Regions from separate parts of the Homo sapiens genome. Here region 2 is linked to region 1. Evidence: chromatin loops called from intact Hi-C (ENCODE). Cell type or tissue: PC-3. All regions are shown on one strand. Each heading gives the region's core, and the rest is flanking DNA. Links, peaks and the distances in the headings are about the cores only. Region 1 overlaps BICD1 (BICD cargo adaptor 1). Region 2 overlaps BICD1 (BICD cargo adaptor 1).

The links. Peaks named below come from ENCODE experiments on the same cell type or tissue, not always from the same donor. Only the 100,000 strongest peaks of a DNase experiment are listed, where the experiment ranks them.
Region 2: a loop joins it to region 1, with 3.0 times the contacts of the local background. A loop is called at or near these places in 1 of 110 quality-filtered maps.

The regions. Positions count from the first base shown.
Region 1 is chr12:32,185,692-32,188,614 of GRCh38, reverse strand. All of the region lies in intron 1 of BICD1 (BICD cargo adaptor 1), which reads right to left. Among named protein-coding and RNA genes, the nearest start is that of BICD1-AS1, 80 kb to the right of the region's middle. In PC-3, for the core only: no CTCF peak of the experiment used is centred there; a DNase peak (open chromatin) is centred at 1,324; H3K27ac peaks cover 1,695 bases.
Region 2 is chr12:32,301,259-32,304,181 of GRCh38, reverse strand. The region is part of intron 3 of BICD1 (BICD cargo adaptor 1); the gene reads right to left. Among named protein-coding and RNA genes, the nearest start is that of FGD4, 97 kb to the left of the region's middle. In PC-3, for the core only: a CTCF peak has its summit at 1,759; a DNase peak (open chromatin) is centred at 1,761.

The DNA of each region.
Region 1 (2,923 bases), core at 112-2,611:
TAAATGTGCACATACTCTGTCTCTCTTCAAACTAATAAGTAGCTCTTAAATGTTGGCAGGTAATGTCAGGGAACCTCTATGGGTTTTGAATTGTAAACTTAAGACTACGTATTTTTTTACAGAAAACTGAATTTCTTACAATGTATACGATAAATGTTTACATAAAGTTGTAAACTACGTTTGACACAGAAAATTGGTTTTGTTCATTCACCTTGTCATAATTAACTCAATGTCTATGATGTGCTCACTAATCTTGTAATTAATCTCACCAATATATAAACTATCTGAAGTGTTGTGCTAGTTGGAAAAATACCTAGACTTACATACTAAGATATTCTACTCCCAGTTAAATAGTAAATAAAATTGCATTTATAGTTGGCCAGGCGCAGTGGCTCATGACTGTAATCCCAGTACTTTGGGAGGCCGAGGTGGGTGGATCACCTGAGGTCAGGAGTTCAAGACCAGCCCAGCCCACATGGTGAAACCCCGTCTCTACAAAAATACAAAAATTAGCCAGGCATGATGGCAGGTTTCTGTAATCCCAGCTATTCAGGAGGCTGAGGTGGGAGAATTGCATGAACCCGGGAGGCGGAGGTTGCAGTGAGCCGAGATCGTGCCATTGCACTCTAGCCTGGGCAACAGAGCGAGACTCCGTCTAAAAAAAAAAAAATGCATTTATAGTAGATTCCAGCCTGCGTGACAGAGCGAGACTCCGTCTCAAAAAACAACAACAACAACAAAATTTAGATTCAGGGGTACATGTGCAGGTTTGTTAGATGGATATATTGTGTGATGTGGGAGGTTTGGGTTCCTGCTGAATTCCTTACCCAAATAATAAACATAGTACCCAATAGGTAGTTCTTACATCTTTGTCCTTCTTTTGGAGTCCCCAGTGTCTGCTGTTTCCATAGAATCATTTTCTTTTTTCTTTTTCCTTTTTTTTGATATGGAGTCTCGCTCTGTTGCCCAGGCTGGAGTGCGGGGGCACAATCTTGGCTCACTGCAACCTCCGCCTCCCAGGTTCAAGCGATTTTCATGCCTCAGCCTCCTGAGTAGCTGGGATTATAGGAGCGCGCCACCACGCCCGAATAATTTTTGTATTTTTAGTACAGACGGGGTTTCACCATGTTGGTCAGGCTGGTCTCCAACTCCTGACCTTGTGATCTGCCCGCCTCGGCCTCCCAAAGTGCTGAGATTACAGACGTGAGCCACCGCGCCCAGCCCATAGATTCATTTTCAAAACCACAATGCATAGTGACATTCTTTCACAAACTTGTCAAGCTGTTTGCCCAGGTGAGCAATATATTGTTTTAATAAGACAACTGTTTGCCCAGATGAGCAAACTGTTTGTCCTGATAAATTGATTTGCAAGACTTTCCTAAAGCAAACAGTGAATTTATTTATTAATTTACTGTCTTATCTTCCTGGGCACGAATTTCGTGGAACAAAGAGTTAAGTTATATTGACATGGGTGGGCTCAGTTTTAATACTTCACAAGAAAAGACCTGACCTAAAGTCAGAAAAAAGAAAAGACCTGGAATTTTAGAGGTGGGTGATTAATCTAAGCCCATAAACTCACCATAGAAGAAACCGAGATCCAGAGAGTTCAAATAACCTGCCCAAATTCACTGAGCCAGTTAGTGAGAGAGCAGGCAACATAACCCAGATATTCTGGCTCCTAATCCAGTGTTCTTTCCATTATATCACTCAGCCCCTATTTTGAAGTCTTTTGGACCTCAAGAAATAAAGTATTTTATAACACCTCTAAATGGTTTCCAGGATCTCAAACATTTCCATAAATATAATGCAGAGATTTAAGCAGAGGCACGACATTTGCAAAGTTGTCAAGTCACATCTCACACACTTCACGATGAAAAAAATTCAGAAATGAATATGGTATTTTATTTTACATCATTAAAGACCACAATTATACTTTGGCAAAAATGTCCATTCCACCATTTGGTTTTCTGCACTCCATATTTGGAAACAAATAAAAAATAATAAAGAACTTTGACCAGCACTCCAATGTCACAACTGTCCCCCTGAAACACCATATAAAGACTTTCTGTTCATTTTATGACTCTTCATCATCTAGAAAGTGTGAAATTTAGACATGTTGGTTTTATGTTTAGATTGCTGAGACAGTGGAAAGATTTATAATACATCACGTAGCAAAAAGCTTCCTACTGCTTAAGGTTCTGTGGTCCAATACGGTGGCCACTACCCACATGTGACCACTTAAATTTAAATTAATTAAAGCAAAATTCAAAAATCAGTTCTTCACTCATATACTTATATTTTTATAGTAGAAATGGCTGTGTACTTTCAGCAATGTTTTAGGGGTATGTTGTATGTGGCCACCTCACTATTGAATGTACACCACTCTAGTAAATGTGCATCATTAAATAAACCACAAAGCAAGGTCAGGATAGGGTAACACAGTAACGAAGAGCCACAGAATCTCAAGTGTTTTAATACAAAAAAGTTTCATTTGTTCTAACCATGTTCAAGGCAGATGTTTCTGGCCAGGTGAGGTTCTCCTGGAAACATTGCCTCTATGCAGCAATTTGGAGAGACAGGCTCAAGGAGTTGGGGGAGAGTGGATTTTGCCACGTTTGTGAGCTAGGTCTGGAAGTGCCACACGTCATTCCTCCTCATAATCAACTGGCGGTGTTTAGTCTCCTGGCCCCACACAGATGCAAAGGGGTTGAGAAGGCCATCTTCCTATCAACCCAGGGAAAAGATGAAATGGCGTGGTGAGCACAGTGCACTGTCTTTGCTACTGAAGTGGGCCATCATCTGGACCTCATCACACAAACAGATGAGAATTTGTTTATGGCAAGTCTCAAGATTTTGTTAACTGTGGTGGATTCACCACCCCTCAGCATAAAAGGACTATAGATCCCTGCGTCATTGATGCCAG
Region 2 (2,923 bases), core at 286-2,785, 120 kb before region 1:
GCAAAGGTTAGGGTAGAGATTTAGTTGGGATGTAGCCTGGCTGATGTAACAGACACCTAAGCAAGAGTGACTTAGTCAAGATGGAACTTTTTCTATTTTTTTTTTTTTGAGACGGAGTCTCGCTCTGTCGCCCAGGCTGGAGTGCAGTGGCGTGATCTCGGCTCACTGCAAGCTCTACCTCCTGGTTGACGCCATTCTCCTGCCTCAGCCTCCTGAGTAGCTGGGACTACAAGTGCCCGTCACCACGCCTGGCTAATTTTTTTGTATTTTTAGTAGAGACAGGGTTTCACCATGTTAGCTAGGATGATTTCAATCTCCTGACCTTGTGATCCACCCACCTCAGCCTCCCAAAGTGCTGGGATTACAGGCGTGAGCCACCACGCCCAGCCAGAGGTTTTTCTCTTATGTAACAGTATGGAGGTAGACAGGAGGAGATTCCTCATGGAATCTCTGCTCCATGAGGTCATCCAGGAGCCAGGCTCTTCCTCTGTTGTTGTACAGCCTTCTAGTCTAGACCATACTATCTCAGGTGGCTTGCCATTTGATCATGTTCTAAGCGGTGGCACAAAATAAGGAGCACACTGTCTCCCTTTAAGGACATTAAAAGTTACCCACATCACTTGTTATATATCATTGGCTGGTACTAGTCTTATGCCATTTGGCTGCGAGGAGGAGTGAAGAATGTAGCCTTTACTCTGGGCAGCACTGGGCCCAGGAAAAAACTGAGAAATACACCGTCAGAAGGGAACAATGAAAGCTGATGGTAAACCAGCACTCACTGGTCACCGAAACACTGTGGTGCTCTAATAGGATGCAACTCATAAAGACATATGTATAGCAGATGTTTCTAACAATGCCAGTTGTATATGTGAATATGGATAGTGTTATTTCAGTGAAAGAATGTGCTCACCACACTATGGTGTGTGAAATGCATTATGAGGACTGGGCACGGTGGCTCAGGCCTGTAATCTCAGCACCTGTAATCTCAGGCCTGTAATCTCGGTGAATTGCTTGAGCACAGGAGTTTGAGACCAGCCTGGGCAACATAATGAAACCCTCTCTCTACAAAAAATAAGAAAATTAGCCAGGTGTGGTGGCGTGCACCTATAGTCCCAGCTATTCGGGAGGATGAGGTGGGAGGATCACTCGGGCCCAGGGAGGTCAAGGCTGCAGTGAGCCCTGATGGTGTCACTGCACTCCAATCTGGGTGGCAGAGTGAGGCCCTGTCTTGAGGGAAAAAAAAAAAAAAAGAAATACATTATGTACAAAAGATGCCTCTAAGGCAAAAAAAAAAAAAAAAATGGTCATTGGAATTTCAACATGTCCCTGATAGAATTACTCAAAAGAGTCAATATTGGAGACCATTATTTATAATATCCATTATTTAGAATGAAAACTAGAAAGTGCTAATTGTTCTACCATGAATATGCATTTGAATAAATATAACAAAAAATTAACAAATCTATCAATGGCATACTACCAATAACTGTCTTCTAATCAAGTAGGAGTTTCTGGGTTACATATCAACTACATTACTTAAGATTATGAGTACTTCATGGGAGAAAAATTGCACTTTGGGAAAAATGATAACTGGGCACTATAAATAGCATGTTACAAACATGATGGCATGGAAATGAAATATACTTTTCACAACTCCAAGGAGTTATTACCTGGCCTGGGACACCTAATAACTTGACAGGCCCTGGCTATCTACTACCTGCTCAAAGGCATGTGTCCCTGTAGTTTGCATTCTGTACTCTAGTGGGCTCCCCAGGCTGGTGTGTGCTCCCGTGTCCCTTCCACCAATTCAGACATCAAATGATTTAAAGCAGAGATCACAAGGGGTGCCCATAGACCATCGAGCCTATAGATGTGCTTTATTTGGCTTGTAACACGTTATAAAACTTTTGGAATTGATTGCCAATATTTAGAAAACTGATGATTTCACAAACATTTGAAAACTTCTGATTTCTTTTTTAAAAAAATCAAAAGTTCGGGCTGGGCTCAGTGGCTCACGCCTGTAATCCCAGCACTTTGGGAGGCTGAGGCGGGCGGATCACGAGGTCAGGAGATCAAGACCATCCTAGCTAACACAGTGAAACCCCGTCTCTACTAAAAATACAAAAAATTAGTGGGGCGTGGTGGCAGGTGCATGTAGTCCCAGCTACTCAGAAGGCTGAGGCAGGAGAATGGCGTGAACCCAGGAAGCAGAGGTTGCAGTGAGCCGAGATCGCGCCACTGCACTCCAGCCTGGGCGACAGAGCAAGACTCCGTCTAAAAATAAGTAAATAAAAATAAATAAATAATTCAGGCAACACTGGGCCCACCTTCACAGAGCACAAAAATCACCTGTAAGTGAGCACTGGCTGTTCCTTTTCCATCTACTTTTTCTTTTGTTTGTTTGTTTGTGACAGGGTCTTGCTCTGTTGCCCAGGCTAGAGTACAGTGGCTTGATCACAGCTCACTACAGCCTTGATCTCCCAGTCTCAATCAATCCTCCCACCTCAGCCTCCTGGGTAGCTGGGATTGCAGGCGCATACCTCCATGCTTGGCTTTTTTTTTCTTTTTGTAGAGACAAGGTTTTGTACCATGTTGCCCAGGCTGGTCTCAAACTCCTGGACCGAAGCAATCCTTCCACCTCAGCCTCCCGAAGTGCTGGGATTACAGGCGTGAGCCACTGCACTCGGCCTCTACTTTTTGTTTACATCTTGTACTTAATGCTATTTATAAGCTGCTTGTGGTCATTTGAGTTCACTGCTCCTGCCCTGTGACTGACTCTCTCCAACCTTTTCCACCGAGCAAACAACCTTTCCCACACTAAAGCATCCAGTCACCTTTCCTTTATACTTGCTGACTGACTGCATTTCAACTAGGTTGTTACTTCAAGCAAAAACATGCATTTTTTACTTTATCTCTGGTAGTG